2 separate regions of the Homo sapiens genome follow, and region 2 is linked to region 1. Evidence: chromatin loops called from intact Hi-C (ENCODE). Cell type or tissue: ascending aorta. All regions are shown on one strand. Each heading gives the region's core, and the rest is flanking DNA. Links, peaks and the distances in the headings are about the cores only. Region 1 has its middle 120 kb from the start of MAGEC2. Region 2 holds the start of MIR320D2 (microRNA 320d-2).

Evidence for each region. A loop is a pair of places that touch in the nucleus more often than their neighbours do. Peaks named below come from ENCODE experiments on the same cell type or tissue, not always from the same donor. Only the 100,000 strongest peaks of a DNase experiment are listed, where the experiment ranks them.
Region 2: a loop joins it to region 1, with 7 times the contacts of the local background. A loop is called at or near these places in 5 of 110 quality-filtered maps.

What each region holds. Positions count from the first base shown.
Region 1 is chrX:142,081,629-142,098,053 of GRCh38, reverse strand. No RefSeq gene overlaps it. Among named protein-coding and RNA genes, the nearest start is that of MAGEC2, 120 kb to the left of the region's middle. In ascending aorta, for the core only: a CTCF peak has its summit at 8,674; no DNase peak of the experiment used is centred there.
Region 2 is chrX:140,910,662-140,927,086 of GRCh38, reverse strand. It overlaps MIR320D2 (microRNA 320d-2), which reads left to right and starts at 856; the gene lies at 856-927. In ascending aorta, for the core only: a CTCF peak has its summit at 8,519 (motif pointing left); a DNase peak (open chromatin) is centred at 8,446; H3K27ac peaks cover 1,070 bases.

The sequences.
Region 1 (16,425 bases), core at 3,763-11,762:
ACCAGAACTTCCCAAGGTTTACCCTCATCATTCAGGTCTCTGATCAAATGTTACCTCTCCAAGAGGCCTTCTCAGACCACCTTACCTGAAACAACATCATGATCACACTCAGTCCTTGACTCCTCACCCTGCCTTATTTTCTCTCTAGCGCTTACCACTATCTAAAATTACTGTATTTACTCCATTTTTTACTTGGTTATATTCTGCTTCACCTTACTCCCAAAAGATATGCCTCTTTCATGTAAAAAAGACAAAACAAAACAAAACAAAACAAAAAAACAGAAACAAAAAAAAGTCATTTAAGTGGAAGGGTGAATTAGCAAAATATATTTTGGTTTTTAAGATCCCAGTCTAATCATATGAGTCCTTAAAAGGTGACAACTTTTCCTGGCTGCAGTCAGACATATGTGGAAACAGAAGAAGGGTCAGAGAGATGTGATATTGCTGGCTTTGAAGATGGAAGAAGGGGAGCCACAAAGCAAGGAATGCTGGGAGCCTCTAGAAACTAGAAAAGGCAAGGAAACAGATTTTCCCCTAGATACTCCAGAAATAAACCCAGCCCTGCCTATGCTGCGATATCATCCCAGTGAGATTTGTATCAGACTTCTGACCTACAGAACTATAAAATAATAAATTTGTGCTCCTTTAAATTGCTTTAAAAAAAGGATTAATTAGCAAAACCATTTGATCCCAGACAACTGATGAGTTTCCCACTGTAGAAACAATACAAAGGCAAGCATTTTTACAAGCATTCAAACCCTCAGGACACCATTTAGCAAAGAGAAAAATCATCCAACCTTCTGCTCACTCAGGAATCAGGGGTAGGAATAGCACGGTTGATTTCCTCTCATTTTAGTGATTAGTTGTAAACTTTTCTCCACCAAGTCTTTTGTCAAAGCTACTAATAAGAAGCCAAATTGACTCATTTGATCTTAACCTTTTCTCTCCAGCCCTGCGCAGTGCATATTGAAGGTGCTAATGAACAGCAAACTGGCTCAGTGCACAATCACAGGAGGCCAAAGGAGAAGCACGGCAGAGCAGAGATTCCTGAACACGTTGGCTAATGTGGCTTGTATTTCTTACAAAATTTCTTGTCTAAAAACACAAAGATGTAAGGTTTGGTTTATTTATCCCTGAATATCTGCTGATACAGGGAGATGACCAGCCTAATAGGAATTAGCAAGAAATGGAGAAGTGGCTCAGAAGCAGCCTAACCACCTAAATGACAAAGGAAATCAAACTGTTCAATATTAGCATCAACAGGCTTCACACCTAAGTAAGCCAGGGCTTCACCAATACTTTAGTAAGGGAGGGGTGTTGTTTATATCAGTCTCATACTGCTGTAAGTTCTGTGTGTTATTGTCATTACTGTAGACATATAAACTGCTTAGTAAATAATATAATGTATTTCGTAATGATTTGTTTACTTAACTAATTCTGAAGATTAATTCATCCAGTGGCTGAAATCACTCCCTAGAGTGGGTATATAACACTGGCAAAATGCACTCTCACAATTCAAGCCATACCTGAAGTTCACAGTAGCTGCAGAGAGCTGGGTTTATCCTATGAACCTGGGATTGGAGCTCTTCTATCAGCCAGAATATTTTGCAATACTGTTTGGCATAGAGACAAACATGCTGGAAGACTGTCAAAGGGAATTTTCTCACCAATAGGAGTATTCTTTCATATATATAGGAAAAAATGGCATGGCTTGTTTGTTTATAAATCTCATACTGCTTGCCACCACTTGAGCAGTAATTCTGAAAAGTGAAATGTTGGTGAGCATGTAATTCATTTGGAGCTCTGAGTTTTCCCATTTGGTGGCATACAGTGAGCAAAAAAAACTAACAGTAGGTCAGACTCTGTGCTGTGTTGGCAAGACATCCTCAGCGCCCCAGATTTCACTCCCAGTGTGAGATTTACACTGCACGGCAGCCACTGCAATGCACCTCTTTTTGCATTTCTATTTAAACAAGCGTTTGGATAAATGCTCTGATGTCACCGCTCAAAATAAAGATTGCTGCAAGACCCAACTGCAAGGAGTTGTTTAACATTCTGTGCACATACCCCTGCAAAGTCAGCACATTCTCAAAGTGATTTCATAGCTCAAACCTTCATTGTAAGAGAACAGTTAGGTCCCCCACATAAATTGGCTGTCTCTGGAGCATTTCCTCTTGGTCCCTAATTTGTCATGTTACAGAATTAGAGCGCTGTGTCTTTACTTCCCAGGCCAGTATGCTCATCTGTTCCAAGGATGTCTATCTTGCTAGTCATCAGTGCTTTTGTCCTATGAGAGTGTATTCTTATTGTCCACCAGTGAAGTCATGGTTCTTTAACTGAGGATAAAAATTTACCTTTTTATTCATCTACACTTAATTACACACTACAACACATAGTCACAACAATAGCTATTCTTTTAGGGCCTCTACTTTATGCTAGGAGCCAGAGTTGTGTACATAATTCACGGGGTTCAGTATGAAATGAAAATACAGGACCTGTTCAAAATTATTAAGCATTTCAAGATAATGACAGTAGAGTATTAAATCAAATGCTGAACCCTTCTAAATGCAGGGCCCTGTGTGATTACTCAGATAATGTGCCCATTAACCATTCCTAACTCCTCCCAGACTCCCACTACGCTTCCCAGATTCTGGTAATGATTCTTCTACTATCTATGTTCATGGGTTTAATTGTTCTGATTTTTAGATCCCACAAATAAGACCTACTATTTGATAGCACAATAGGGTTACTATAGTCAATAATAACTTAATTGTATATTTAATAATTTAAAGAGTGCAATTGGATTTTTTAAAAATTCAAAGAATAAATGCTCAAGGGGATGGTTACCCCATTCTCCATGATGTGCTTATTTCACATTGCATGCCTGTATCAAAATACCTCATGTAACCCATAAATATATGCACCTACTATATACCCACAAAAATAAAAAAAAATTAGAAGATAATGTGCTTATAAGCCAGCCCTGCTAAAAGTGAATTTATTTATTTATTTATTTATTTACTTACTTATTTTTTGTGGCTATATAATACCGGCACATATTTATGGACTACTTGTGAAATTTTGATATGAGCATACAATGTGTAATGATCAAATCAGGGTAATTGGGATATCCATCATCTCAAGCATTTATAATTCTTTTATGTTAAGAGCAACCATTTTTACTTCACTAGTTACTTTGAAAATGCAGTAAATTAGTGCAAACTATAGTTACTCTATTGAGCTATCAAAATTAGATCTTATTCCTTCTATCTAACTGTATTTTTGTACCCATTAACCATCCCCTCATATTCCCTCTCCACACTACCCTTTCCAGCCTCTGGTAACTATCACTCTACCTTCTATCTCGATGAGATCTATTTTTAATCTCTCATATATGGTTAAGCACTTGTGATATTTGTCTTTCTGTCCCTGGCTTATTTTGCTTAACATAATGCTTTCCTGCTCCATCCATGTTGTTGCAAATGACAGGATTTCATTTTTTATGGCTGAATAATATTCCATTGTGTATATGTAAACCAAAATTATCTCTGTTTTCCAAGGATGGAAACCAAACTCAGTGAAGTAACACGTCAGAAATTACACAGCAAGAAAGGGATAGTACCAGGCGCATTGACTCAAAAACCTATCTTCTTCCTATTATAGTAAAGGTTAGCAAACTATCGCTTACAGGCCAAATCTGTCCACAAGCTAAAAATGGTTTTTACATCCCTCATTTGTTAAGAAAAACAAAAGAAGTATAATATTTCATGACACTTGAAAATTACATACAATTCCAGTTTCAGTGTCCATAAATATTATTTTGTTGGAACACATTCATGCCAATTCTTTACTTACTACCCAACTGTTCTTGCACGATAACAGCAGAGTTCAATACTTGTGCCTAAGACCAAAGCCTAAAATATTCATCTTTTACAGAAAGTTTTCCTACATGCAGCCAGTGAGCACAGACTCATTTGAATGAAAAATAAAATGTATATATGTATATTTAATTGGATATTTCACTATCCTAGGCGTCCTCATTTTGTAGGGCTGCCCTAACAAAGTACCACAAACTGGATGGCTTAAAACAACAGACATGTGTTGCCTCACGGTTCTGAAGGGTAGATGCTGGAGGGCAAAGGGTTGGCAGGGTTGGTTCCCTTCTGAGGGCTGTGAGGGGGGATCTGTTCCATGCCTCTTTCCCAGCTGCTGATGGTTGCCGGTGATCTCTGACATCATTAGGCATCACATTGATTTCTGCCTTCATGTTCACATGATATTCTTCTTTTGTGGGTGTGTCTCTGTGTCCAAATTTTCCCTTTTATAGAAGGGCACCAGTCATATCAGAGTAGAGTCTTCCCTAATGACCTAATCACAACTAAATCATCTGGGAAGTTTCAATCGCAAATATAGTGACATTCAAAGGTAACTTTAGGTGAAATTCTACTGAGGGTTGGAACTTCAACTTTTTTTATTTTATTTATTTTATTTATTTGTTTATGTTTTTTTCCAGAGGGAGGCACAATTCAAGTGATAACACTTAGGATAAATTTTTAAAAGTAGGCAATCAAAAAAATAAATGAGCAAACAATGTACAATCATGTATCATTCCTCCATTTATTTTCCCACCCCTTGCAATCACGCAAGAAATATTTATGGCACCTTTCCAAATCAATGTTCTCCATTTTTCAACCTTTATCTTATCAAATTTCTCAGATCTGGGGAGCATCTTTGATGTGCATTCAACTCTGCCTCCAAACTCCTTTGTTCTAGTTTGTATCACTCAAATCAGGTGATGCAATATAGGTCTTTTTCCTCACGCATGTTCTGAACATTAGGATATACACCATGATGGGGTTTTACACTTTATTCATCTTGTCCACTTAAATCTCATTTTATCCTTAAGACGTATGTTTGTATTTTCTGTTGGATACCATATACTTGAAAACAGAATGATACTTTATCAGAAACCCAAGGCTATCAAGCTGTTCATTGTCTCAGTTGAATTTTCAGCAAATGCCTTTTGTAATTCTAAAGCATTATGGTGTGCCTTCAATTCCTGGCACACTATTGCAGACTGCATCGTCCCTGCAACTGCTGGATACTTATCTAGCACTTTAACACTCAGGAATCACTTTCGTCTTCAAAGCACTGCTTCCTGACTTAATTAATCTTTCTAATTTCCAATGAAGTAAGTGTGCTATCCATCCTTTTACTTTATATTAAGGGCAAGTGCAGTAAGAGGAATCATTTATATAGCATTGCTGATCCTTCTTAATGAGTGAGGATCTAGTTATCTTTGCCTGAGTTGAGAAAGCAAGTAAGGTTTTGGTCCCAGAGCCACAGAATTCCTAATTATCCTTACATGGACTCACTACTCATCAAATACAAATACCCAGCAGAGAGTGACTGCGTAATAAACACTCGGTGATTGAATGGAAGTAGGAATCAAAGCACATTTTAATATCTAGGATGCATCAAGCACCAAGTAAAGTCATGTATATACTCAGTTTGCTTTTCTCTCTTTTTATTTTAAGCGTTTTTGGGCACACATTTGATAAATAAAAATTGTATATAGTTTGTGTGTATATATATGCATATATTAAATATATGTAATTATATACATTATCAGGTTTTTTGTTTTCTTCAATTAAGATGACAGTACATGTATGCTAGGAATTTATAAAATGACTTCCCCATACTGCCCACCTCATCTCTGCTGTTTCACTACCACAGTCTCTGGCACAACCCCATTATATAGAGATTTCAATTATTGTGTGTCGTGTCTAAAGTGCTTTCAAAGCTTTAGTGTATAAGATAAACCCCTCAATCTAATTTTTGCTGAAGGTACAACGCTAGGTAGTCATGATCCCTTTATCCTTGCTCTGTCATTCCTTTTCACTGTTTGGCTACAGTTAAGCAGATCAGAGGTAGGAACATGAGCAAAGGGCAAACTGTGATATGGCCTGCCACACACTGAAAAAATGACCACCTAAACATGAATAGACAGAGCTGATCTGCTCCTTGTTCTGAGGAATGTGAACTGAAAACAATGCAGGGAGTGAGGTCATTAACAAAGAGCTAAATCTGAAAGGCAAAGAACCCATGAACAAGTATAGCGTTATGAGAGTTATGAGGGAAGTAGAGCAAGTGCAAATACATGGGACCAAGGGTTTTCCCTCTCACTCATTTCATGTTCTAGATTTCAGCACCTTGTTCTCTATGTTGCTCTCTAATCATATGATTATCATCAATTTGGCTATTTCAAAATCCATACAGATGACACTACTACACCCTGGACTCTTAGCTACTTGACCTTCTCACTTCCAATTTTCTTGGCCTCCATTCCACCTTGAGCACTCATTTCACAATTAAAATGATCAGACTTACAACTCCTTGACTCCAAAGACTGAACTAACATGAATAAAGTATTCAGTGTGGATTATTACAATAGTCAAGGGAAAATAGGATGGTTGCTCCTACTAGTGAGCAGGCAGTAGAAATGGTTATAGAAATGATACATTTACAATAAGTTTATAATCTTGAATAACATAATATACTATGGAATATAGTTTGATGTTAGAGCCAACAAAATTTGCTGATGCACTGGATAGTGGTGGTGGTGCTGAGGAAAGTCATAAAGGATGGCAACACATTTGTCCTGAGAAACTGGGTGAATGGTGATGCCATTTATTAAGGTGAAGAAACAGTACTGGGGGAAATAACTCAGAGTTCATTTTTCGACAAGAGGAAATGTCAAGTAGGAAATTGCACATAGGAATATGTGTTCAAAAGATATGTCAAATTTGAAAGGCAGTAGCATATAAAGAACAGTTAAATCTATGAATCTGAAATCGCCTAGGTAGTCAGTGTAGAAAGCAAAAAGAAGTGAATAAAGAACTAAGCTCTGGGACACTCAAACTTTGAGCATTTTGGAAGAGAGGAAGTAGAATATCCTTTCCTGGATAATGATGAGTATCTCATGAGTTACCAGGGTGGTAAGATGTGAATCAAAGGACATGAACAGAAAAACGAAGACAGTAAAAAGAAAATAGTGTAAAAAAAGCAAGTCACTCTGTTTTCTGGCTGGAAAGTTATATGAGTCAGCTCACCAGTGAGTATATTAATAAGTATATATTAGTATATTAATAAAATCACCGTGATTGGATACTTGAATGAGTTGGGGTCAACAGTGCTCACAAAAACAAATCAAATCTATACACATATCAAACAACAACAACAACAATATACACTTGCTATACCTGTTTAGCTTGATATAGATACTATTTAGAAGTCAACTAAGAGCAATAGTAATATAATTCATATGCTTAGTTTTATTTTACAACTCTTAAACTCAACTTTTACCAAGAGAAAGACTACTTATAACTAGATACTTTAAAAGAAAATAGCAAATTTCTAACATACCTTAACAATGTTACCTACTTTAATTTCATTAGAAACCACTCATTTTTCAGTTTAAATCAAGAATAAGTACTTCTCAACCAGGCGCGGTGGCTCACGCTCATAATCTCAGCACTCTGCGAGGCTTAGGCGGGTGGGTCATTTGAAGTCAGGAGTTTGAAACAAGTCTGGCCAATATGGTGAAACCCCATCTCTACTAAAAATACAAAAATTAGCCGGGCGTGGTGGGGCATGCCTGTACTCCCAGCTACTTGGGAGGCTGAGGCAGGAGAACCGGAACCCGAGAGGCAGAGGTTGCAGTGAGCCGAGATCAAACCACTGCACTCCAGCCTGGGAAATACAGCGAGACTCCGTCTCCAGAAAAAAAAATTCTCCTCTGTGCTGCAGACATCTACCTTGTGTCTTTATTGAAACATTAGAAATTACAGTTATCTGCTTATGTCTTATGTGCCTTCTCTCCCCACTATCATATACATTCTTTAAAAATGAAAACTATGCTAGTATATCCATTTGTGAACTTAGCTTTTATCCCAGAGCCTAGACCAGTGCATTCACTTATCAAAAAACATATGTTGAACACTCACTAACTCCATCTTTAGGAAACTCCATTGTTCACAGGTTTTCCTTTGTAAAAAGCTTAGGAAAAGAAAGCCGATTACTTCTCAGATTGAATGCCATACTAGACCTTCTAGTTAAGAAGAAAGCAAATTTAAAAGATAGCTGCATTATATAATGGAAAAGTGTGAGGAGCCCTTGGCTTCTATTTCTCTTTTATTATTATTATTATTATTATTATTATTATACTTTAAGTTTTAGAGTACATGTGCACAACGTGCAGGTTTGTTACATATGTATATATGTGCCATGTTGGTGTGCTGCACCCATTAACTCGTCATTTAGCATTAGGTATATCTCCTAATGCTATCCCTCCCCCCTCCCCTCACCCCACCACAGTCCTATTTCTCTATGTCTTTAAAAGTTTTTATGATTCAGGGCTAAATACTTTTTCAAATGGAAGAATTTAAACTAAAATACTATGATTATTTTAGCTATCAACTTATCCTGCATGCTAATTGTGACTTCCAATATTTCATGACTCTATTTGAATAAAAAAACAAAAGGGATTTTATTCTACACCAGTATTAAAATCTGGGGAAATCATTATTGAGAAATTGGCATATGAATATATGCAGGACACTTATCCAGGCACTGCATTTTCCTTTGGCAGACTGTAGGGGTCAGGGTAATCTGCAACAGTCCTTCTGATGTTACAACTCCTCGCTTATGGATTAGTTCTCTTTCATCTTCACTTCTCTAGCTGCAATTTATTCCATCATTATTCTAAGATAAAAAGCAAAAGCAGAAAGCCTTTATATTAGGGAAACATTCTTGATATTTCTTGCTTTTATGTTCAAAAGAAATTTTATGTGTCAAGCTTTCTCCCATACATTTTATTTTATAGTTAGACGAAAATATTACATAATAAAACACACATAGATCAATGATTTTTCCATATGGCTTTCAATTTTACACAAGCAATTCTTATATATGGGAGGTATTAGGTTATCTTGCAGAGAGTATTTAAATGAGGTAAAAAACCAGTTAGCTGAAATCCACATACTGTACTTGATTTTAGCCAATCATTTATTCAATCAATTATTTCAACCTCTTCTTCCTCCCATGCTAATACAAGAATCGACAATGACTGATACAAATTTTAGTCCCTTTCTTACAGAAAGGGGCAAGAGAAGATGCCGAAGGATGCATATACTATGTTTTTTAGTGTAGTGTTGCAATTTTTAGTGCAATATTGCCAATTCTAAAAACATTGCAAATAAAAAATAAAGGACTAGATTGGGACCATGCCTTCCTCATCAAATAAAACAAAACCAAAGAAATCATTCACCAGTTGGTTCATTTCCCCAGAGAACGCTTCACTGATGGTATCATGACAACCAATGAAAAAATCAGATCTGTTTTATAGATAATTATTTTGAAAGCATATGCTTCAGTATGCAGGTAGTCCATAACACATATGTTAACTATAGTTACTAGAGTTCCTCCACCAGCTTTTAGGGTTAAATAGGTTTATTTCTACTGTGGGCTTAAATAGGTATTCAGTTAAATCATTTAAACGTCTTCGGATTTGAGAGGCTGCACATCTTAAGCCCTATAGTAAAGGTGGAAAAGGAGGCCTGGGATAGATTATCTGCATAGTGTATGATTAATTTCTACTTACATTTGTTCAACTGTATAAATTGCTAACAACTATGTAGTACTGGACTCTGGAGTTATACATCACTAGTCGTCATTATGCTACTTGTGTTCAAGTAAATACATGAATTACATGTGCACTAATTTCTGAGTTTGTTCTTAAATGAGTTTTTATAAAAGTCACTTGAATTTATAATGATGACTGCCCTCCAGGAAATGCAACTGTTGAGACACAAAGAAGACTGTCCAGAGACTGAGAGAAAGACTAACCTTCATTAAGCAAATATTATGTTTCCAGATATGGCTGTTCAGTTTTTCCTTTATTGCTCTAAAATACACAGATATTTTAATTCCAGAAGACACTCAAGAGTTTGTAACCTGGCTGGTGAAAAGACTCTGAAGAATACTAAGTAGAGAGACACATGTAAAGAATAATACATATTTTTTAAAATACTGCATTAGATAAGGGTTTTCTAGACTTCTGTCCTCTGCTTTCATGCTCTGACATGGATCTTGGGGTACTGTCAAAGACCAAGAAAGCTGATAATGTTATCTGAGAACTTCAGCAAACTCAGAGCCAGAGCCTATGTTCCTGTTTTTCTTTTCCTAGTCTTTTAGATATTTGTGAAGGTGGCAATCTATTCTGAATCCCCTAAACAGGCACAGGTGTTTTGTACCTGTCTAGACCTGCTTGGAATTGAAAATATTCCTCAGGAAACATTCTGTGCTTACCAAAATCCTTGAAGTCCTGCTAGAGTGAAATTCACATTCAGTTGTAATGGTGAGATACAATAAAATCTAATGGAAACTTAAATAACTATTAATGGTTGCAAAGAGAATCAGGAACAGAGGGAGAATGAGAATCAGTGGGCAGAATTATGGTTCTCTCACTGTACCCTCACCTTGAACTGATTACTATAGCATCTCTAGAGGCCAGACTAGGATTGAATTGAAGCCTCAATATTTACCACTTGGGCAAATTGCTAAATTTCTTTGAGCCCCAGTTTTTCATCTGTAAGGTAATAAGAACCTGTGGTACTCAGAATAATGTCCACCCAAATATTTCCACACCCTAATCCCCAAAGCCTGTGAATGTTGTTACATATCAGAAGAGGAATTGCAGATGCGATTAATTTAAGAATCATAAGAGATGAGGAAATTATCCCAGATTATCTGGTAGACCCCATGTAGTTCCATAGGTCCCTAAAAGGAAAGAAAGAGAATCTGAGAGATGGCATCATGAGAGGGATTCAGCTCACCACTGTTGGCGTTGAAGATGGAGGAGGGAACTGTGAACCCCAAATATCTGAGAAGGTCTCAGTCAATTTAGGAAGTTTATTTTGCTAATGTTAAGGATGTGTGCTTGTGACACAGCCTCAGGAGGTACTAATGACCTGTGCCCAAGGTGGTCAGGACACAACTTCGTTTCATACATTTGAGGCAGACATGAGACATCAGCAATCAAATATATGTAAGATATACATTGATTCCTTCTGGAAAGGTGGGACAACTCAAAACGGTGAGGGGGCTTTCTGGCCATTGATAGGTAAGAGATAAATGGTTACATTCCTTTGAGTTTTTGATTAGCCTTTCCAAAGGAGACAACCAGATATGAATTTATCTCAGTGAGCAGAGGGATAACTTTGAGGTCTGTCTGTCCTTTGTACACATGGAAATTCCCTGTGAGGGTGGTATGTAGCCTTTTTTAAAAAAATCTTAGTAGCTATCTTTTTTAGGAATAGAATCAGAGGCAGGCTTGCCTTAAGCAGCTCCAAGCTTGATTTTTCCCTTTGCCTTAGTGATTTTGGGGTCCCAAGATTTATTTTCCTTTCACATTTCCCCTCTTTTCTTTTTAAAATCTATCAGAGAAAGCATTTTAGAATAAAATGTGTCTCTGCTCTCAGGTTTCACCTGATCTCTCATGGCTAAGATGTTTTTTTCCTTGACAGGTAGGCCCCACATTGTTAGGAAAGCTCATTTTTAGCAGGGTGTGAAGTCTCACGTCCTATAAAGAGAAAATAAGGGGAGGAAGGGAGAAAAACAAAAACAAAGAAAGAACAATCCTGGAAAATTGACGTAGGCCATATTACTCTGAAGTCCATATGGTTGTCTTGCATCATTGTGCCTTCAACCTTAATGGTTAATTTATAGAGAAACTGAACTTATTTTATTTCTCAAAATTGGCCCTTACAATCTCATGAACCCACCTCTTCCGTGATAGTCCCTGGGCTTTCAGAAGTTGAATAGCTTTAATTTCTGGCCCTGTGTCTCATGAATGCAGTTTATTTTGATTGGCATCTTCTACTGGGTCTGAAGATGAGGCTTTAACTGCTGTCAGTTTAAGATTTAGCAGGACGTAATGTACTTTTTAGACTCAGGAGTCAAAGCCCTGTAACTTAATGGCACAAAGACTTTAAAAGCACAAACAGAAAGTTACATGGATGTAATAAACTTCTGTATTTTTTTATTTCAGTTATTTCTAAGCAAGTCAAACTTAGTAATAACATCGCAATTATTTTGATAGAGTGTAAGATCTGTTTATTAGGCCAGTTACCAAAAGGCAAAAGAAAAGATCTTCTGCAGTGTTACTGCTGTTCCCTATGGAGAATATTATGTTGGAAGGAAACATTTTCTTTAAACTTTTTAAGACATAATTTTTTTGTTTGTTTGTTTTTTAGCATTAGGCCACAACAGTTAGAACGTGAAAGGAAAAAAATTCCAGGAGCTGAAAGTGAGTTAAAAAATAGAGTTTTTCTTTCAGGCCTTTTAAAATGGGAGAGAAAGTTGAAAATAGTGAGACTTAATAAAAGTTGAACTTTGCATTAAAAAAATTACATTGTCTTTTAATTTATTAAGATCAAAGCAACATCTTAGAAAATTTCATAGTTTGAACCAATTCTTTAGCACATAAGTTTTTTAATCAAACCCAATCTCCAGAAAGACCATTATAATTTCCCTTTAATTCTAGACAATTCAATCATATAAAAGTATTTTTAATAAATGTTCTTATTATGACTTATACAGATCATTCATGACATGCTTGGATTTTTTGGTTTGTCCTGAACATCTCTCTTTCTTAAACAACCAGTCATTTTCTTTTAGGACAAAATTTACCATACGAGATTCTTTCTCATATAAAATTATTTTTCTTTAAGCTTTCTTACCAAAAATACTTCTTTATTTCCATAATTTTCTCTATATCTCTCTTACTTCTCGGTTCCTTTTACCTTGTTTTATATATAACCTTTAAATAAGCTTTGAATTAGACAAGAGTTATTCACCTTTTAAAAAGGACACACATTCTTCTAGAAACGATGTTTTTCTACAATATATTTTATTGGAAAATATCCAAGTAATGAAATATCAATGATTTAACTTAATATCACTTTAGATTCTAAATGAGGACAAGTTTGTCTACAAGTATTTATCCCATTACATTTACTGAATTATTTTAATAGCTTAGATTGTTTATGAAAACTATAATAGTCATTATTTATGTTATGAAAATGCCATGCAAAACTGAGACAGTGAAATAAATTTGACCTAATGGACTCTATCTTGCTTCTAACCACGAGGCTGTCCTTTTATTTCTGGGCATAGGTCCAACTAACTTTGGGAGGAACTTAGTTTATAGTTTTGCTTTAAAACAAAGATGATAACTGTCCTTTCCAAAAACAAACCCTCTTCCTGCCTGGGGACTAGACTGCCTAAAGCCACAAGATTAGAAATCATGGTTTAGGAGCTATGCCTCTGGAGGCTGTGAGATTCTAAATCTCCCCAAACTGTTCTTGGGGATAATATCACTATTCTAAAATGTAAGATCAGTGCTTGAGATATTTTACAGATTCTGCACTCCACTGACCTACTGGCACCTCCCAGATCAATGAATGATCTGGCTCATCTGGTCTTGAATCAGTGTAGGAGGATAGTTTCTATTTTCTATGATTTCATCTCTGACCCAACCAGTCAGAACTCCTGATTCACTGGTCCCCTGAGCACTAAAGTGTCCATAAAAACTCTGATCCCAAAATTCTCGAGGATACTGATTTCAGTAATAATAAAACTCAGGTGTACTGCATAGTGGCTCTGCATGAATTACTCTTCTTTATTATAATTCCCCTGTCTTGATAAATCAGCCCTTTCTAGGCAGTGGGCAAGGTGAACTCATTGGGTGGTTACAGTTACTTCATTGTCACCCATTTTAAAGCCTGTGAATTTCAGGTGTTTACCTATGTAGCAACCTTAAGATTAAATATATGGTTGTTTTACAGAATAATTCAATATTTAACTATTTTCATTAAACCAATATTAATGTCTTATTTATCAAAAATTATACAAGAAAAGATCCTTCTGTTTTGGGCTTGGTCTATAGTTTTGTATCCCTTATGCCAAATTTTGACACTTCTAGTGTTTGGCAGGAATGAGTATGAAATTGCTTGAACAATAAATGCAAACAAAAATGTATACTGAAAATTCTTGAGACATTTCTAGTATTACTTTACCAATAATTTTAAGGCTAGCTTATTAAAACTTTTACTTACATCACATGAACTTGAAGAGCATCTGGGTTTATTATTTAATTTATGAGTACTCTTGATATGGATTGGCCCTGTGTCCCCACCCAAATCTCACATCGAATTGTAATACCCACATGTCAAGGAAGGGAACTGCAGTCCTGATGGGCTGAGGGAGAAAAGTTATTGGATCATGGGGATGGTTTCCCCCATGCTGTTCTCATGATAGTGAGTGAATTCTCACGAGATCCAGTCATTTCAAAAGTGACAGTTTTTTCCTGTACTCTCACTTCTCTCTCCTGCCACCTTGAGAAGAAGGTGCCTGCTTCCCCTATGCCTTTCACCATGATTGTAAGTTTTCTGAGGCCTCCTCAGCCATATGGAACTGTGAGTCAGTTAAACCTCTTTCCTTCATAAACTACCCAGTCTCAGGGAAGTTCTTTATAGCAGTGTGAAAATTGACTAATAAAGTAAATTGGTACTGCAGAGAGTGGGGTACTGCTATAAAGAAAAGATAATTTGAACATGTGGAAGTTACATTGGAACTGGATAACAGTCAGAGGGTGAAACAGTTTGGAGGGCTCAAAAGAAGATAGGAAGATGTGGGAAAGTTTGGAACTTCCTATAAACTTCTTGAATGGTTTTGACTAAAATGCTGATAATGATGTGGACAATAAAGTCCAGGCTGGGGTAGTCTCAGACCGAGATGAGGAATTTCTCGAGAACCGAAGCAAAGGTCACTCTTGTTGTGCTTTAGCAAAGAGACTGGTGGCATTTTGCCCTTGCCCTAGAGACCTGTGGAACTTAGAACTTGAGAGACATGATCTGAAATTGGGACTTATGTTCGAAAAGGAAGCAGAGCATAAAAGTTTGAAAAGTTTGCAGCCTGATTATGTGATAGAAAAGAAAAACCTATTTTCTATGGAGAAATTTAAGCCTGCTGCAGAAATTTGCATAAGTAACCAGGAGCCAAATGTAAATTGCCAAGACAATGGGGAAAATGTCTCCAGGGCATGTCAGAGGTCTTGGCAGCAGCCACTCCTACCACAGGCATTGAGGCATAGGAGGAAAAAAATGGTTTTGTCAGTCAAGCCCAGGGCCCCCCTGCTCTGTGCAGCCTCGTGACTTGGTGTCCTGCATCCTAGCCCCTCCAGCTCCAGCTGTGGCTAAAAGGTGCCAAAGTACACCTGGGTCAATTGCTTCAGAGGGTGCAAAGTCCAAGCCTTGGTGGCCTCCATATAGTGTTGAGCCTGCGGGTGCACAGAAGACAAGAATTGAGGTTCGAGAACTTCCTAGGTATCAGAGGCTATATGGACACGCCTGGATCTCCAGGCAGAAGTCTGCTACGGAGGCAGAGCTCTCATGGAGAATCTCTTCTAGGGTGGTGCAGAAAAGAAATGTGAGGTTTGAGCCCCCACACAGAGTCCCCACAGCAGCATTGCCTAGTAGAGCTGTGAGAAAAGGGCAACCCTCTTCCAGACCCCAAAATGGTAGATCCACTGATATTTGCACCGTGTGCTAGGAAAAGCTGCAGACACTCAACACCAGCCATGAAAGCAGCCAGGGATGGAGGCTGTACCATGCAGAGCCACAGAGACAGAGCTGCTCAAGGCTGTGCAAGTCTACCCCTTGCATTAGCATGCCCTATATGTAAGACATGGAGTCAAAGAAAATTATTTTGGAGCTTTAAGATTTAATGACTGCCCTGTTGGATTTCAGACTTCCTTGAGGTCTGTGACCCCTTTGTTTTGACAAATTTCTCCCACTTGGAATGGAAACATTTACCCAATGCCTGTACCCCCTTTGTTTCTTGGATGTAACTTACTGGTTTTTTATTTTTATTTTACAGGATCATAGGTGGAAGGAACTTGTCTCAGATGAGATTTTGGACTTGGACTTTTAAGTTAATGCTGGAATGAGTTAAGACTTTGAGGGGCTGTTGGGAAGGCATGATAAGTTTTGAAATGTGAGGACATGAGATTTGGGAGGGGCTAGGAATGGAACAATATGGTTAGGCCTTGTGTCTCCACCCAAATCTCACCTTGAATTATAATACCCATAATCTTCTTTGTCTAGGGAGAGACCTGGAGGGAGATGATTGGACTATGGGGGCAGATTCCCCCATGCTATTCTCATGATAGTGAGTTATCAGGAGATCTGATGGTTTTAAAAGTGGCAGTATTTTTTTCCCGCACTCTCACTTCTCTCTCCTGCCACCTTGTGAAGAAGGTGCCTGTTTCCTTTTCACCTTCTACTATGATTGCAATTTTCCTGA
Region 2 (16,425 bases), core at 3,677-11,676, 1.2 Mb after region 1:
ATAGGGACCCCAACCCAAAAGATATGTCCGCATCCAAATACCTGGAATATGTGAATGTTGCTTTATTTGAGGAAAGGGTTTTGTAGATGTAATTAAGGTAAGGATCTCAAAATGAGATTATCCTAGATTATCCAGGTGGACCCCAAAACTGATAACACGTGTCCTTATAAGAAACAGAAGAGAAGAGACAAACACATAGAGGAGAAGGTGATGTGAAGACGGAGGCAAGATTGGATTGATGCTACCACAAATCAAGGAATTCTTGGAGCCACCAAAAGCTGGGAGAGGCAGGGAACAAACTCTTTTCTAGAGCCTCTAAAGCAGCAATCCTCAACCTTTTTGGCACCAGGGACCTGTTTCATGCAAGACAATTTTTCCACGTACTCAGGGAGGTGTTGTTGGGGGGCGGTTTTGGGATTAAACTGTTCCACATCAGATCATCAGGCTTTAGGTAGATTATCGTAAGGAGCATGCAGCCTACATCTCTTGCATGTACAGCTCACAATAGGGTTGGTGCTCCTATGAGACTCTCATGTGGATGCTAATCTGACAGGAGGTGGAGCTCAGGTGGTAATGCTCACAGGCCCACTGCTCACCACTGGTCTGTGGCCCAGGGGTTAGGGACCCCTGCCCTAAAGGGAGTGTGGCCCTGTGGACAGCTTATTTTCAGACTGCTGCCACTGGAAATTGGGATTCTCCAGTCAATTACTTGTAGCCATTTTTCACATTAAAGTCTGTATATTCACTGTGTTCTTAGAGCCCTTGTAAAGCTAACCAGCTCTTATCACCTTTAAGCAAGTGGGAACTTTTAGCCTTTCTAAAGTTGTAATTCTACTTCTGAAATGTCTTCAAATGTATCAATAAGCCTTCTCTTCCCAGTTCTTCTTGGAGTCAGGAAAAGCTGGGTTGAGAGGAGCAGAAAAGAAAAAAGAAAAAAAAATCGTTATTTTTAAATTCAAGAAAAAAAGCTGGATTTCCCACTATTATATTGCCACAAAAAATTACTTATTTTAATGCACTCAAGTAAGCCTTGATATTGTGGGTTGTTGGAGAAAAATGCACTATTTCCTGTCTATAAACATCTAAAGAAGAAAAAACATCTAAAATAATCACATTTAGTATTCTTGCAGTATGATTTGGATGCACTTCTGAGGTAATCTCTATTTTACTTAATTTTTATTGCTCCAGTTCAGTTAGCTAGAGTTTTTTATGTTTAGATAGTGTGTATGTGTGTGTGTGTGTGTGTGTGTGTGTGTGTAATATGGGGGTGGCAAGAGGCTGTTTCAGTAGACCATCAAGTTATTCAATTTGTATGCTACTGCTCTAGCTGGATTTCACATATGATATTATTTACTATATTCCTTATGCATTAGGTAAAATAACAGTGGAAAGATAGAAATGTTTTTTACTGAGAATTGCTAGCATAAATTTGAAAAAAACAGCAAATCTGTCAAATTCTTATCATATTTATGCTATAAGACACTTACTGAAAGAAAAAACCCTCTTTTTATATAGCTTATAATTGCAATCCAGATAACATAAAACATTTCTCATTATGGAGGAAAATATGAATGTAAATCTTATCTACATAAAAAGGTTGATGTTTTATTTCATTTCAAAATTCACACAAAACATTTTGTGACTACTTCTACTTTGAAAAGACAGAGCAGATTTATATGAATTTTTATTAATTGCTTCAATCCTTCCTGGCTTTGACAGCCTGGAGTCCTGGAAAGACCATTGGACCTGATTTTAGAAAGCCTGCTCTGCTACTGTGTGAGCTAAGTGTCTGGAAACCTAGATTCTTAATCAAAAAACATGAAGATAAAAGAATCTGTACCACCTAGATCAAAGAGTTATTACCAACACATCTGCCTAATAAAATCCCACTCATCCTTCAGTGCTGTATTAGTCCATTTTCACACTGCTATAAAGAACTGCCTGAGACTATAAAGGAAAGAGGTTTAATTGACTCACAGTTCAGCATGGTTGGGGATGCCTCAGGAAACTTACAATCATGACAGAAGGTGAAGGGGAAGCAAGGCACCTTCTTCACAAGGTGGCAGGAAGGAGAATGAACAAAGGAGGACATGCCAAACTCTTATAAAACCATCAGATCTAATGAGAACTCACTCACTATCACAAACAGTATTGTGGAAACCACCCCCATGGTTCAGTTACTTCCACCTGGTCTCTTCCTTGACATGGGGATTACATAGGGATTACAATTTAACGTGAGATTTGAGTGGGGACTGATAGGGTTTGGCTGTGCCCTACCCAAATCCCATCTTGAATTATAGCTCCCATAATTCCCATGTATCATGGGATGAACCCAGTGGGAGGTAATTGAATCATGGGGGCAAGACTTTCCCATGCTGTTCTTGTGATGGTGAATGTCTTATGAAATCTGATGGTTTTATAAAGGGGAGTTCCCCTGCACATGCTCTCTTTCCTGCTGCCATGTAGGAAGTCCCTTTGCTCTTCCTTCATCTTCCACCATGATTGTGAGTCCTCCCCAGCCATGTGAGTCCATTAAACCTCTTTCTTTTATCAATTACCCAGTTTCAGGTATATCTTTATTAGCAGCGTGAGAACGGATTCATACAGGGACACAGCTGAACCATATTAAGTGCTAAGACCATCACACCTTCCTGTGAGGCAGTGACTTCTAGAGCTGCACATTGGAATCACCTAGGAAGCCAGGGCCACTCCCAGAGATCCTGAATTGCCAGCTTGGGTGGGGCATAGAGCCAATAAAAGCCCCTTGGGAAAACTGGCCTCCTATCTTGTCTGCACAGTCCCTGTACAGGGTTCCTGACCTGTGGTAAGTAAAGAATGTCACTTTCTAACAGGCCTAGGAGCCCCTTGTTATCTTGGGATCTCAAGAGGAGAGGAATTTACTCAACTCATAGGTATTTGAGGGTACAAACCCATGACTGTGCTCAGCTTTAAAAAAACTCTTATCTGAGATTCCTTTTATGGAACAAAGTTCCATCAAAGCCAATTTTAAAGGCCTATATAAAAACAATTATTCTTGCTGCACTTTACACAAATAATCAGGCCAAGTATAATAAAGCAAATCAGTCTTACTATGATTTGTCTTTCATAAAAATGGGATACTGGAGAGAGAAAAATATGTTTCAAAAACTATGATATACCTGTTACTCAATTATAGTCTCATCAGTTGTTTTTGAGTTTTTTTCTGCAAGTTAGACTAACTCTGCTTATTCCTGTGAACCAACCAGTGATCTCTGGCTGCTGATCAGAAGAAACAAGAGGGATGGTTAATGTAATAATCTGGATCAGTATTCTAATTCTGGGCATGTATTGGAATGTATAGCATGTATAGCAATTCCATATCAGCTTGGTTCCAACAGCTGCCCAGTTCATGGAAAGCCTTCTTATTGAGTTTACTTGGGATGGATTTACTTTTTTTTACTTTACTGTTGTGGAATATATTTGCTGTTGTACTCTTTGTGTAGGAATGATGGATAAGCTTACTCAACGTTTTCTTAAACTGAACACTTACTAATCTTCCAGATATTACCTTTTGTTGGAGTTACAAATGGCCTTCACCATACTGACAGTTTCTGACTGAGCTCCTCTCTACCCTGAATACAAGAGACCCTAATAGTTAGGTAGGAATATCATTGTCTTTATTCAGCCTGAAGAAGTTACAGAAGATGGACCTTCCTCCCTCTACAAACCTTAGGATTAAGCGTTCCCTTGTATAAGGGAGGGGGGAAATGTCAGAGGTGTTTGAACCAGAGTGACTCCATCTTGAATAGGGACTGGGTAAAGTGAGGCTGAGACCTACTGGGCTGCATTCCCAGGATGTTAGGCATTCTAAGTCACAGGATGAGATAGGAGGTCGGCACAAGATACAGGTCATAAACGTCTTGCTGATAAAATAGGCTGCAGAAAGGAGCCAGCCAAAAGCCACCAAAACCAAGATGGCAACGAGAGTGACCTCTGGTCGTCCTCACTGCTCGTTATATGCTAATTATAATGCATTAGAATGCTAAAAGACACTCCTACCAGCACCATGACAATTTACAAATGCCATGGCAATGTCAGGAAGTTACCCTATATGGTCTAAAAAAGGGAGGAACCCTAAGTTCCCCGAATTACCCACCCCTCTCCCAGAAAACTCATGAATAATCCACCCCTAGTTCGGCATATAAACAAGAAATAACCATAAAATAGACAACCAGAAGCTCTTGGGGCTGCTCTGTCTATGGAGTAGCCATTCTTTTATTCCTTTACTTTCTTAATAAACTTGCTCTCACTTGAAAAAAAAAATGTGTTCAAAGCCCCGCAGGTTATTTATTTATTTATTTATTTATTTATTTATTTATTTTTTGAGACTGAGTCTCGCTCTGTCGCCCAGGCTGGAGTGCAGTGGCGTGATCTTGGCTCACTGCAAGCTCCGCCTCCTGGGTTCACACCATTCTCCTGCCTCAGCCTCCCGAGTAGCTGGGCTACAGGCACCCACCACCACGCCCGGCTAATTTTTTTGTATTTTTAGTAGAGGCAGGGTTTCACCGTGTTAGCCAGGATGGTCTCGATCTCCTGACCTCGTGATCTGCCCACCTCGGCCTCCCAAAGTGCTGGGATTACAGGTGTGAGCCACCGCACCCGGCTTCTCCCAGGTAATTTTAATGCATAATCAGAGTTTAGAATTCATTTCAACTCACAGTGGCAGAACTCATTCTTATCTTGTTGATCCTATTTTTTTCCTCAAGTTTGACTGAGGTTTAATTGGCAAGAACAAAACTGGAAACGTCACACCTTCTGATTTCAAAATATCTTATAAATATTTACAGTAATTAAAACAATATCATGCTAGCATAAAGACAGACATATAGACCACTGGAACAGTATAGAGAGCACAGAAATAATCCATGCATGTACAATATGCTCAACTGATTTTCTACAAGGCTGCCAAGAACACACAATGGGAATGGACATTCTCTTCAACAACTGGGGTTGGGAAAACTGGATATCCACATAGAAAATAATGAATTTGGACCCATATCTTACACCACACATAAAAATCAACTCAAAATGGATAAAAGAATTAAATGCAAGACCTGAAACGTTAATACTAGATGAAAACATAGGGGAAAAGCTTCTTGTTGATACTCCCAATTTAATCAGTCTCTATTTAAGTGAACTGCTAGACCAAGTGAAGTGCTTCAAATCTTCTATCGAACGTACTGACAAGTACCTTCAGGAAATTTACAACAAATAGGTTACCATCTGAAAATAGCAATAACAGCAGAAGTTTGTGTAAGGTACTCTTCCAAGCACTCTACAAGTACGAACTCATATACTTCACACAGTAACACTATTATAATTTTCATTTTACTGATGAAAACACTGAAGCACAGAGAGATTAAATTATTCACAGTCACACAGCCTGCAGGTGGCTAGGCAGAAATTTGAACTCCAGCCGGTCACTAGGCAATACTGCCCCATAGTAGACTGAGTGCCCACTTTTGCTCCCCTGAAGTGAGTTATTTGCTTTTGGAAAATCAGTTCAGTTTGTTCCCGAAGCTGCGTATGCCTGTTGTATTATAATTACATAATTTAGTCAAATATTATGTAAATACCCACTAGAAAAAAAAGATGAGTGGAAAAAGAAAAAAGTTGCTGTACTATGACAGCTGAGATAATTGCTTTGGAAGGGAACTCACTAAAACAACTGCTGTCAAATTAAGTATGAGTGGGGCAACGATTGTTTGTGAAAAATCATTAAAATGTTTGATTCTGTGACCTGATTCCTTTGCAAGTACTTTAATTTAAGTTCTTGTTCCAGCTAAAATAAACTGACACAAAATCAGAAGTAAAACTTTATGGGTGAGGTTATGCAAGAAAGAAGTAGGAAAGTATACTCAATAGACCTCAAAAATATCAAAAGATGAGGAAGTATGTATATTTAAATATTTAAAATGTTTAAATGAAGATTGAACCACTTAAATGTGTACCTGATTTTTTGTAATTCCCCAATGTAATCAATTTTTTGTTTTTTTCTTTTTTGAGACGGAGTCTCGCTCTGTCTCCCAGGCTGGAGTGCAGTGGCACAATCTCGGCTCACTGCAACCTCCACCTCCCAGGTTCAAGTGATTCTCCTGCCTCAGCCTCCTGAGTAGCTGGGATTACAGGCATGTGCCACCATGCCTGGCTAATTTTGTATTTTCAGTAGAGACGGGGTTTCACCATGTTGGTCAGGCTGGTCTGGAACTCCTAACCTTGTGATTCACCCGCCTCGGCCTCCCAAAGTGCTGGGATTACAGGCGTGACCTACCGCTCCTGGCCGTAATCCATTTTTTAAATGAACTGACCAACCACTAGCACATAGTAGGAGAGGTCTAAAGAACTAGAATATTCTTTATTGTTTGATGTTATAATTGTCTATTTACAAGTCTGTTTCTCTCACCTCATTATAAGTGCCTTGCGTCCAAGAACTTTGTTGTATTCATTGTTTTATGTTCAGGCCTAAAGTGGTGCCTGGCATAGAGTAGAAACTCAACAAATGTTTGTTAAAATTAAATGAGATCCTGTGTGTGGATGTACTTTGAAGCTTTGAACTGCTGTGGAACTGTGGGAAGTGCTTTGAATGGACACACACATTAGTATGTCATCATTTCTGCAAGTAGAAACTCAGTAATACAGCCACTTCCAGGGTCAATCAGCAATGCCAGTAAAACCTGATGGTTAACAGAGTGAGTTCTAGAATAGAGAGACCTACTTTTGAATCTTGGCTTCACAACTAATTAGCTGGATGACCTTGGGCAAGATATGTAAATGCTGTGCACCTCAGTTTCCCCATGTGTGAAGTAGAGACTATTACAGAGATACCTACCTCAAAACATCTAAATGTCCATCAGTTGGGTGTTGATATGGAATAAGCTCCAAGTTATATTATTAGGTGAAAAAGTAAGTGGTGAAAAATGCTTACAATATGATCCCATTATTGTTTAAGAAGAAGGGGAAAGACAAAGAATATCAATATCAGCTTACATATGCACAAAGAGTTTCCAGAGGAAGATGAAAGAAATTGTTAAAAGTGATTATATCTGTGGAGTGATGCCAGAGAGCAGTTAAAATTTAAAGAGGTGAAGGAGGCAATGCACAAGAGGTTTGCTAGCAAAAATTTCTGTTGCATAAAAAAAGAACAGGAAGATCCGTAGCAGTCAGCTTGGATTAGCATGCTGCCAGAGCTCTAAGGTTAGAAGCAAAACCAAGATAAGCCTTACATCAGGGATGTCAAATCCAGACCATGCAGTCACTTCTTCCTCCAAAACACCTGAATCAGGACATTCTTCACCATGGAGCCTGGACAAGGCCTCAGAAACCTTCTTAAGTCAGTGCTCCAGGCGACCACTAAAAGTTGACAGAAATTGGACAAAGGAATAAAAGCTATTTCCCATCCAGCATTACAGCAACAAAATGAGTTGAGAAGATTCTATAAAGAAAAGGGTACTTGGGCTACGATTACCGAGCCTAAAAGGAGAATAGCTGGGAGGTGAATTAACAATGGCTCCAAAGAAAATGTGAGACTTTTAAATGGAAGGTAGTAGATGAACAGTACTAAAATATTTGCTTCGCAGTATCTTCAGGTCTGTTATTCCAAAGAAACCAAAAGAGTTACAGCCCTAGTCTTTACTGTCTGAAATTAAAATCTCCACAGGATACTCATTATAATGAATATGCTCACTTAATAAACCTGGCATTTCTATAACACTTTTATAATCAACACATTTTCAAACCAATCATGATTGGCAGCTTGGCTTCACTTTGCTCTCACCATCCTCTGAGCTAAGTAGTGCAAATGTTGTTAGATTTTATCATGTTGATAAACATCCCTTGGTTGCTGAGCAGTTGAGGGGCTTGCTGGGATCACACAACAGGCCAGTAGTGATATGGGACTACGACCCAGGGTTCCTGACAACCTGGATCTCTTTCCTTGAATGTCAATTCAAATGGAAGCAGACTTACTGGTGAGCTAAGTTGGTGGAGCAAAGAGCTAGGGTTAAGTAGGTTATTACAGCGAAGGTGACCCATTTTATATGCATATGGTGCGGGACAGGTGAGCCCCAAAATTGGGGCTTAGCTGGCTAGCGTTCTTGGTTTTGGCCAGGAAAGAATTCTTGGGCGAGTCAGTGGTGTTAAACAGTAAATTTTATTGAACTGTATTGCTCCTTGCAGAGCAGGGCTAATTCATATGCAGTGTGCCCAGAGTGGGCAGGATATGGGATGTTGTCAACTTCAGTTATATCCACTTATACCCACTTTTAATTATATGCAAATTAAGGGGTGGGTTAATGCAAAATGAAGGGATGGGTTATTTAGAACTTTCTTACAGGTCATTGCCATGGAAACAGAAGGTTACTTTCGGGTCGTTGCCATGGCATTTCTAAACTGTTATGGCGCTGGTGGGAGTGTCTTATGCTAATGATCAGCAAGGGCAAATAGAGGTTGCCTTCGGTGCCACCTACTGGTGCGTGCCGTTTTTTTTTTTAACTTTAGTTGGGCGCCACCTGCTGGTTCTTGACTTTTTTTTTTTTTTCAGCTTGTCGGGACCAGGAAATGTCTTACTGGTCTATCACCTCATGTAGGTTGACGGGTTCTGGGGATCGGCTAGATATGTTACCAGTTGATTGGGCACCAACTATGAGGGAGGCAATACTGAGCACTTTGTATTTATTGTCTCACTGAAGCTTCCTATTGCTCAGGCAAAAAAAAAAAACCACACAGTGAAGTTTCCTCAATTCCACTCTTCCATACCCCACATCTAGTCTGTCAGAAAATCCTGTCGGCTCTCCTATCATAATGTACCCAGAATACGCCCACTTTTCACCACCTTCAATGCTATTCCTCATCATCTCTCACCCAAATAATGACAATCACTTCCTCTCTAGTCTCCTTCCTTCCCCCTTTCCCAGCTCCAGTTTATTCTCAACACAGCAGCCAGAGAGATCCTTTGAAAACTCAGAACATATCATGTCACTATCTGGCTCAAAACTCTGTCATGGTTCCCAGTTTCACTCAGAGTAAAAGGCAGTGTCTTGACAGTAGCCTATAAGGCCTCCATGACCCACCATCCTGCTCTCTGTGCAATTCCTTCCCTCTTCCTGGCCTTTGCACGCTCTGTACTCTCTCACTGGAATGCTGTTCTCCAAGAATCTGTCTGGCTTTTCCCCTCACCCCATTCAGGCCTCTGCTCAAATACCACCTGACCAGAGAAGGCATCCATGACCACCCTATTTAAAATGACTTCTCCTCCCTACCCCAGTCCTTGCTAACTCTTCCTGGTTTTTTTCATAACACTGATCCCCATCTGATACACTAAATCTTTTTTTTTTTTTTTGCATATTGTGCATTTTGTATGTCTCATTACAGGAATGTAGCTCTGTGAAGAAACTACTGTATTTTTAGCACCCAGAACAGTACCTGATACCAAGAAGTTTCTCAAGAGGCATTTGCTGATTAATTTCTGAAAAGAGTTTTGTGAAATGGGTACCATTATTATTCCCATTTTACAGATGAAGAAATGTCATAGCGTTTCAGTGGTTTAGTTAGGGTTACTCATCTAGTAAGAGGTGAGTCAGGTCTCCCTGCCTCTGTAGAGATAAAATTCATTCTCTCTCTCTCTCTCTCTCCTTCCTCCTTTACACATCCGAAAACACATATACACATGCTTACGTGAACATTCTGCAACATTCTGCAAATATTCTCAGTGTCACTGTAACTAAATTTTTAGAAAAAAATAGCAAAGGACTAACTGGAATGAGCTCCATCAGCAGGAGGAAAAGAAGCAAAAAACTCAAGCAAAAATAATATGACTGAGGAGGAAAACTAGTATTCAATGCAAAACATTAAGGAGGTTTTTGTGGGTGGAAGCAATCTTGTTCATCTACTTGTGGCAGGATATTTCGAAGAAGTATTATTGTGGGGTTTGTTCTCTGTTACAAAGTAATCAGAATGAGAGGTAGTTTTCTTCCTATTTCCTCAAGGCCTCACTCTCAGAAGGGCCCTGTGCTTGGTTTAAAGCCCTGCTGTCATTGTCTTGAAATTGTGAATAATTTTATCTTTGATTTTGTGGTTTGTAAGTGAAATCTAATGGGACAACAGAACATTTGTGTTAACACACAACATATGCCAGGTGGTAGTATGCACATAGCAGTTCATGCAATGCACTATGCACACCCAGGGTAGTCCAGGGTACTGCAGGTTCTTGAAAGAATAGCTGTGGCCAGGATCTAGGTCAAGACTGGTGGAGTCAATAGTGGTGGAAACAGCAGAAGCTACAGTTGTCATGGCAGTGGCTGCAGCCCCAAAAAAGAGGGGGTGCTCCATATGGGGCCAGCACTGGGACCAAGGTGGACATTCACTTACCTGTCCATCCCCAAAGCCCATCCCTCTGCCATCTACACGAATAGCTACTCTCTGACTTGAATTTTGGGACAGGTAACTGCCTGTTTTTAGGCAATAAAGTTTGTCAGCAAATTACTATAAAACAAGTATAAAATGCATTGTACATTGCAATAAACATATCAGAGAGTTATTTGGAGTTTTCAAAGAGTTTAGAATTTCTGGGTTTGAAACCTGTTGCAGCCTTGCAAAGGAAATATCCACAGGCTTAGAAAAGAATTAATTTTAAAGATTATCCTATTCAACAGAAAATAAATATTTTCATATAAAGCTTCGGATGAACCAAATATTAAAGATGAAGACAATTTGAAAATTAACATTTCCTTGTAATTGAAGATAGAGTGGTGGAATGCATAAACAAGCATTTTGAATGGTTTATAAATGATGAAGTCACTTTTGGTTAATTATATAACCTCCACGAGTTGCAGGAAATGTCAAATAAACATTAAAATACCATTGTTTACATTTACATTTAAAGTTAAATTCTGACTTACATGAAACTGACTTGTATGAAGAGTTATATCTTTTTAGAAAAATTGTTTCATGAGAATCATCAGCTCTAGATGTAATAAAATTTATATTTTAAAATAATTTGTTAAAACCTTACCCCAATGTTGTCCTTCTCTAGAAATACTCTTGACAGCATCAGTTACAGTTGCATGAGCAGAAAAATCCTTCTCAATATTAAAACATATCAAAGGGGATTTGCAATCTTACATTTGTCACCAGTAACTGATGGTACTTTCAATTATATTGACTAAAAACAAGGTTGCTGTAAGTATACGTTTTGGTGATATTATAAATTAATTTGCAGAAAAGTGAGCCAGAAGAATCTTGTGCTCAATCAAGATGTCACATTAATGAAATGTCATTATTCACTGTATATATAAAATTATGGCACTGATTTATAAAATTATGAAACAAATATTATTCTTTGCATTTCTAAAGATTATGCCATTACTCATGTGTCACTATTACCCCTATTAAGTTTCATAAGTAATAAAATATTTCTAAAGGGAGAAGTTTCATAGTTTCGTACCTTTAACATCACTTTTTTCTGATTCTTGAACAAGGGACCCTGAATTTTCATTTTGCACCAAGCGTCAAAAATTATGTAGCTGGTCCTGCTTCAGGATTATATCATTCTCTCTGCCACCTACCCTACCACTCCACCACACACACACACACAGCTAATCAAACAAGCTTTTCCTTATTTTATATATTATTTGATTGAGGCACAGCTTTATCCAGGCACTAATCACCTCATTTATGTTAAGATGCTGTAAGTTAATAGGAAACATATTCTTCATCCCAAATAATACATGTATTTTAATAGAGGTTTGCGCTGACAACCTTGAAAGGATGTTGTTTCATCCTGGTCTGTAGTTCCCCGCAAAGGTTCTGACATAGAACTGACATTTGATAAATATCTGTTAAATTAAGTGTATGGTAAGTGATTCTGGAACTCCCTAGCAGGCTATTAGTAGTGCTGTTCTCAGTCAAGGGCACATTTCTTGGTTGTTACACGAAAAATGAATGTATGAACCATATGCAGATCTTTGCTCCACTTTGTCCCCAAAGTGTAATTGGTATCTAACCTCAGCTTTCCTGTGCAGGCTAGAGCCTAGTAAATGAGATAAGTTGGGCTCCGAGCCCAAGAACACCTTACCACAAGTAAGAGATGGCCTTCATTTTGAAACAAAGCACACACATGCCCCTGAATTTCAAAGCAAGGTGCCCCAGTCTCCAGGATGAAAGGGATGAATCTACTGTCAGCTTCTAACTAACTTCTTTGTTCCTTCATGTTTTATTTTCCTAACAAGGGTCAGTCCCTCTGGTTCTTACTGTCACTATCATTCCAGGCTCACTCACTAAAACTCCACTGTGGGTTTTGACAAGAATCCATTTTGTAGAGCTGAGCAGGGTAGCATTTATTCAAGAGTTTTAATGCATGCTATGAGGATATAAAAATTAAATTGACATAAAACACAAATAGAGAGAAAAATAAGATTTTCAAAGTACAAATTTCCAATTTTAAGAGTGTTAGTAAATGAATCCAGCTGACTAGGTCCCCAATCATCTGACTAAAAATTTATCTTCCTCCTACTATACATAATGAGCCTCTTTCTCTCCCAGCAGCATGTCTACCTCTTGGCTTTTATGTACTATATTGTCCCTCACCTTGAGACTCTCATTCCAACTCTTACCACCAAAGATTTGCCAAACCCTCAGGTGACCCTCAGTCCTTTCTAGAGCTAAGGATGAGCTAAATTATTGACTTGGATGCAAAACACTACTACTTTACAAATCATTGTTGGACTGAGTGTTTACCCCAGTTTTAAAGTTCATTCTATCACACAGAAACAATTGATTTTATTAAAGCCAGTTTGCTTTTTGCAAAATTGTGTAACAGCTGTTTCAACATAAAGCACTTGAAGCACAAATATTAGATAAGCACATGTACAGAAGGGAATGGGGTGTCAGAAATAAAATGATTTAGATATGGTACTTAAGGAATATTGAAGTATGATAAAATAAATCCTTGTTATGAATCATTTCTGAGACCCATAGAGATAGATTTGTGCCTATGATATGCCATATCTCACACTTTGTTGCGTCTCCCATAGAGCCCAGCACCTAGCATATTCTCTTTAATACTGGAGTGCTCAGTAAAGGTCCGGTAAGTGATTGACTGGTTGTTGCTCTTGCAAAAGAAAACAATTCATTTTCTGATGAGCTTTGTATTTAAGATCCAAATCAGACAAGCTAGTTTATTTTTCTTCAAAAATGGTGATTATTTACTCTGTTGCAAATAAATATAGAATGCCATGTCATCGAGAAAACATTTCTGAATCTACGGACACACAGTCAAAAGAAATACATAAGAAGAAAGAATACACTGAAAAGATATCTCCCTTTTCTGAGTTTAATAAATGACCATTTTAACAAAAGCTTGTGAGACGAAATTGCTTTATGAATGAGACATTTTATGTCAAGTTCCAGCCAGTAGCTGACAACACTTTCAGTGCAATGTTAACAATTTGAAATATATTGAAATAATTTTATAAATTAATAATGTAGCTATGAAAAGCTCAACCTCATAATCATTCTCCTCTGGAAACACTCCATTCCATCTTATTTTTATAAGCACTTTATATGGAAATATGATACGTTGCTCCTGTTAAGCAAACTACTTTAGGAGGCAAAAAATTGATTTATTGAATAATTAGCATGCAGATAGAGAAAAGCTATGTGCCTTGCAGAAGATCTAAAATTGTTATTGGGAGCAAAGTGATAGTCATATTTTTTTAAACTGTATCAGCGATTGCAGATGCCAGGCACATTCGCAATAACAGTACAATTTAGTCACGGATTAGATATGGACATGGTGTTAGCATTTTAGTGTGAGAATAATTTTGGTAATATAAATGTGAGCAAACCTTTGAGGATTTAGAAAGGCCAGATAAGGCATAAAGTATATCCTGGCCGTGGCAGCGTAACAGGGTCATTGTAGGAAGAGGATATATAATGTAGATTATTCATGACCTCAGAGAAGACAGCGACACACAGAAGACTCTTACTAATAAAAATAGAGATGATGTTGCATACATTTATGAAATTCCCAGAGAGTAGCAAGTATGATATTGGACATATTAAAAGGTCAAGTGCTTCTCTCTCAGCACTAAGAAAGAAATATCAGAATGTCCCTAAAGATAGATAAAGCATAAAGCAGTGAGTTTTAATAAAAGTTGTGGTTGGCAGACAATGGAAATTAATGACCAACTAAGTTAGTGATCAAATTGGCATGTCTGCAATAACCACAAACAAACTTTATCTCTCTGTCAAAGGAAAACAAACAGGAAACTCAAGAGGTTTGAGATAACAGCCAAATTATTCTTTGCTTATACCTTCCTTCAGGATAGCCATGAGGGAAAAAATGTGAAAATGTGACAATAAGCTGAAGTTTTAGATATGAAAGGAGATAATTATCTCAAAGTGCTTTGTAGGTAATAAACAGCTGCATGAAAGATGGTAATGATAGTAATACAACCTTGTGACTTCCAAAGTGCCTTCAGATTCCTGCTTTTATTTGAGCTAGGTGTTTTCACATATCTATTATTTCCCATGATACTCAATGTATTAATCATTTCCAGGGGAAATAGAGATTCCAAGAGCATAAGTGACCTGTCTATGATTAGGCAAGGCAGTAAGTGAGTGAAACTGGGAGTCAAATTCAGGTGCCCAGATTCCCTGTCCAGAACAATGGCTATTAGGCCTCTATATGGTTCTTGATCAATCCGTCTCTCTTCTCACTGAGAAGGTCCCCAGTTGCTCAAGGTGGAGGCCATTCCATGTTAATATTCTGCCTAAAATATAGACACTGGCTTGAGACACCATTGTTATATACTCTTGTAACTAGTCATTCTTTCCCATTTAATTATTTTTTGAACTTATCCCAAATAGTCAAAATCCTTTTTATCCTTTTCTCACAAGAACAATTACCTGGTAACATTGATTAAATTCTGGCTTGAAAATCCCGCATTATTTTCAACCAATGCAACAAACAGTAACTACTTGACTTATGAGGCAATGTATAGTACCTAATGTTTCTTCCTGTGAGGATTCAGAGCTACTCAAGGTAGAAAAAAAAAAGCAAATTAAAATGCTTCTAAAAAGAGATATTGACTTTATTAAGCATATTCCATGTTGAATAGAACTGCAACTTTAATAACAACTGCTAGCCAGGTCATTCCTTTAAGTAATTTAAGTGCATCTAATTCTTCAACTTAAATTTTGCTATCGTGTAATTTTCCAGTTTACACATTCCGTGTTCAACTTAGTAAGAAATATTTGCTATATGCACAAAGGAAAAGAGGTAAATTATTATTTCGAGGCTTCTTGGTATGCCATTCAAGTTTGAAAATATGCTGGATAACACACACAAAAACAACTCTCTTAGTAGCTGAAGGAAGTGTCAGGCATATAGAAATATATTTCCTATCCCTGCTGAGAGAAAGAGAGCCAGCAAAACTTCAGGATTTCCCACAGGTTGGTCTTGGCATTCACAAATAGCCTGAAGATGTTCAAGTGACAAGTAAGTTAAAAGGGAAATTCTTTCTCCTCCCCAACTGAGAGACAGAAAGCTTAACTTCTTGAAAGTTTGCTTACAAGTTAACAAATTAAATGTTTAGAATACCAAATGTAATTCATTGGACCCCACTCCCACGCCTTGATATGAATACAAAACAACTCCGTTAAATATGGCACAGAGAAAAGAGATGAAACCGGAGGCATAGTTTATCAGATCTTCTGGGGGAAAGAAAAAAGGAACAAAAGATGGAAAATAAGCCTGAATGATGTCTTGTGGTGTACGCTATAAAACTGTGACAAACATTCCAAAATGCTTGTGTCATATCCTAAAAGGTCATTTAAATGTCACCCTGTGCTCAAGGTGAAGGTACTGGCTTCTATCCCCAAATGGGCCAATAGACTTTTGCTCACATTTCAAGTCTCTAACTGTGCCTCTAACCCCAAGTGAGCCTCTTGCAAAAGTGGCTAGAGAGGCTGAGTGAGACTGTGAAAGAAATACTATGAAAGAAGCAATGAGCAGCATGAGTTATCAGCCAATTTACCAAATTACTATGGTGGAATGGAGGCTGCAGAAAATTGATAGCCTCGAGTTCTGGCCTTTAATATCTTAGAAATAAGCTGGAGGAGTTAACATAGTTTGAAACAATAAGGGTGAAACCTCAAAAAGACTCTTGACATAATTGGATTTCAGAAAAGAAAAAGTTTGAGGCATACCAGACTTGTTAAGAAAATCTACATGGAGGATATGAGTACTGAACTGCATCTTAAAGGCAGGATAGATTTAACTGGAAAGAGAATAACTGTATTCATGTCTTGAGTGCTTATTCTGTGCCAGGCATTGGGTTAGGTCTTTTTACATACATTATCTAATTGACTTCTTACCTTGGAGAGGCC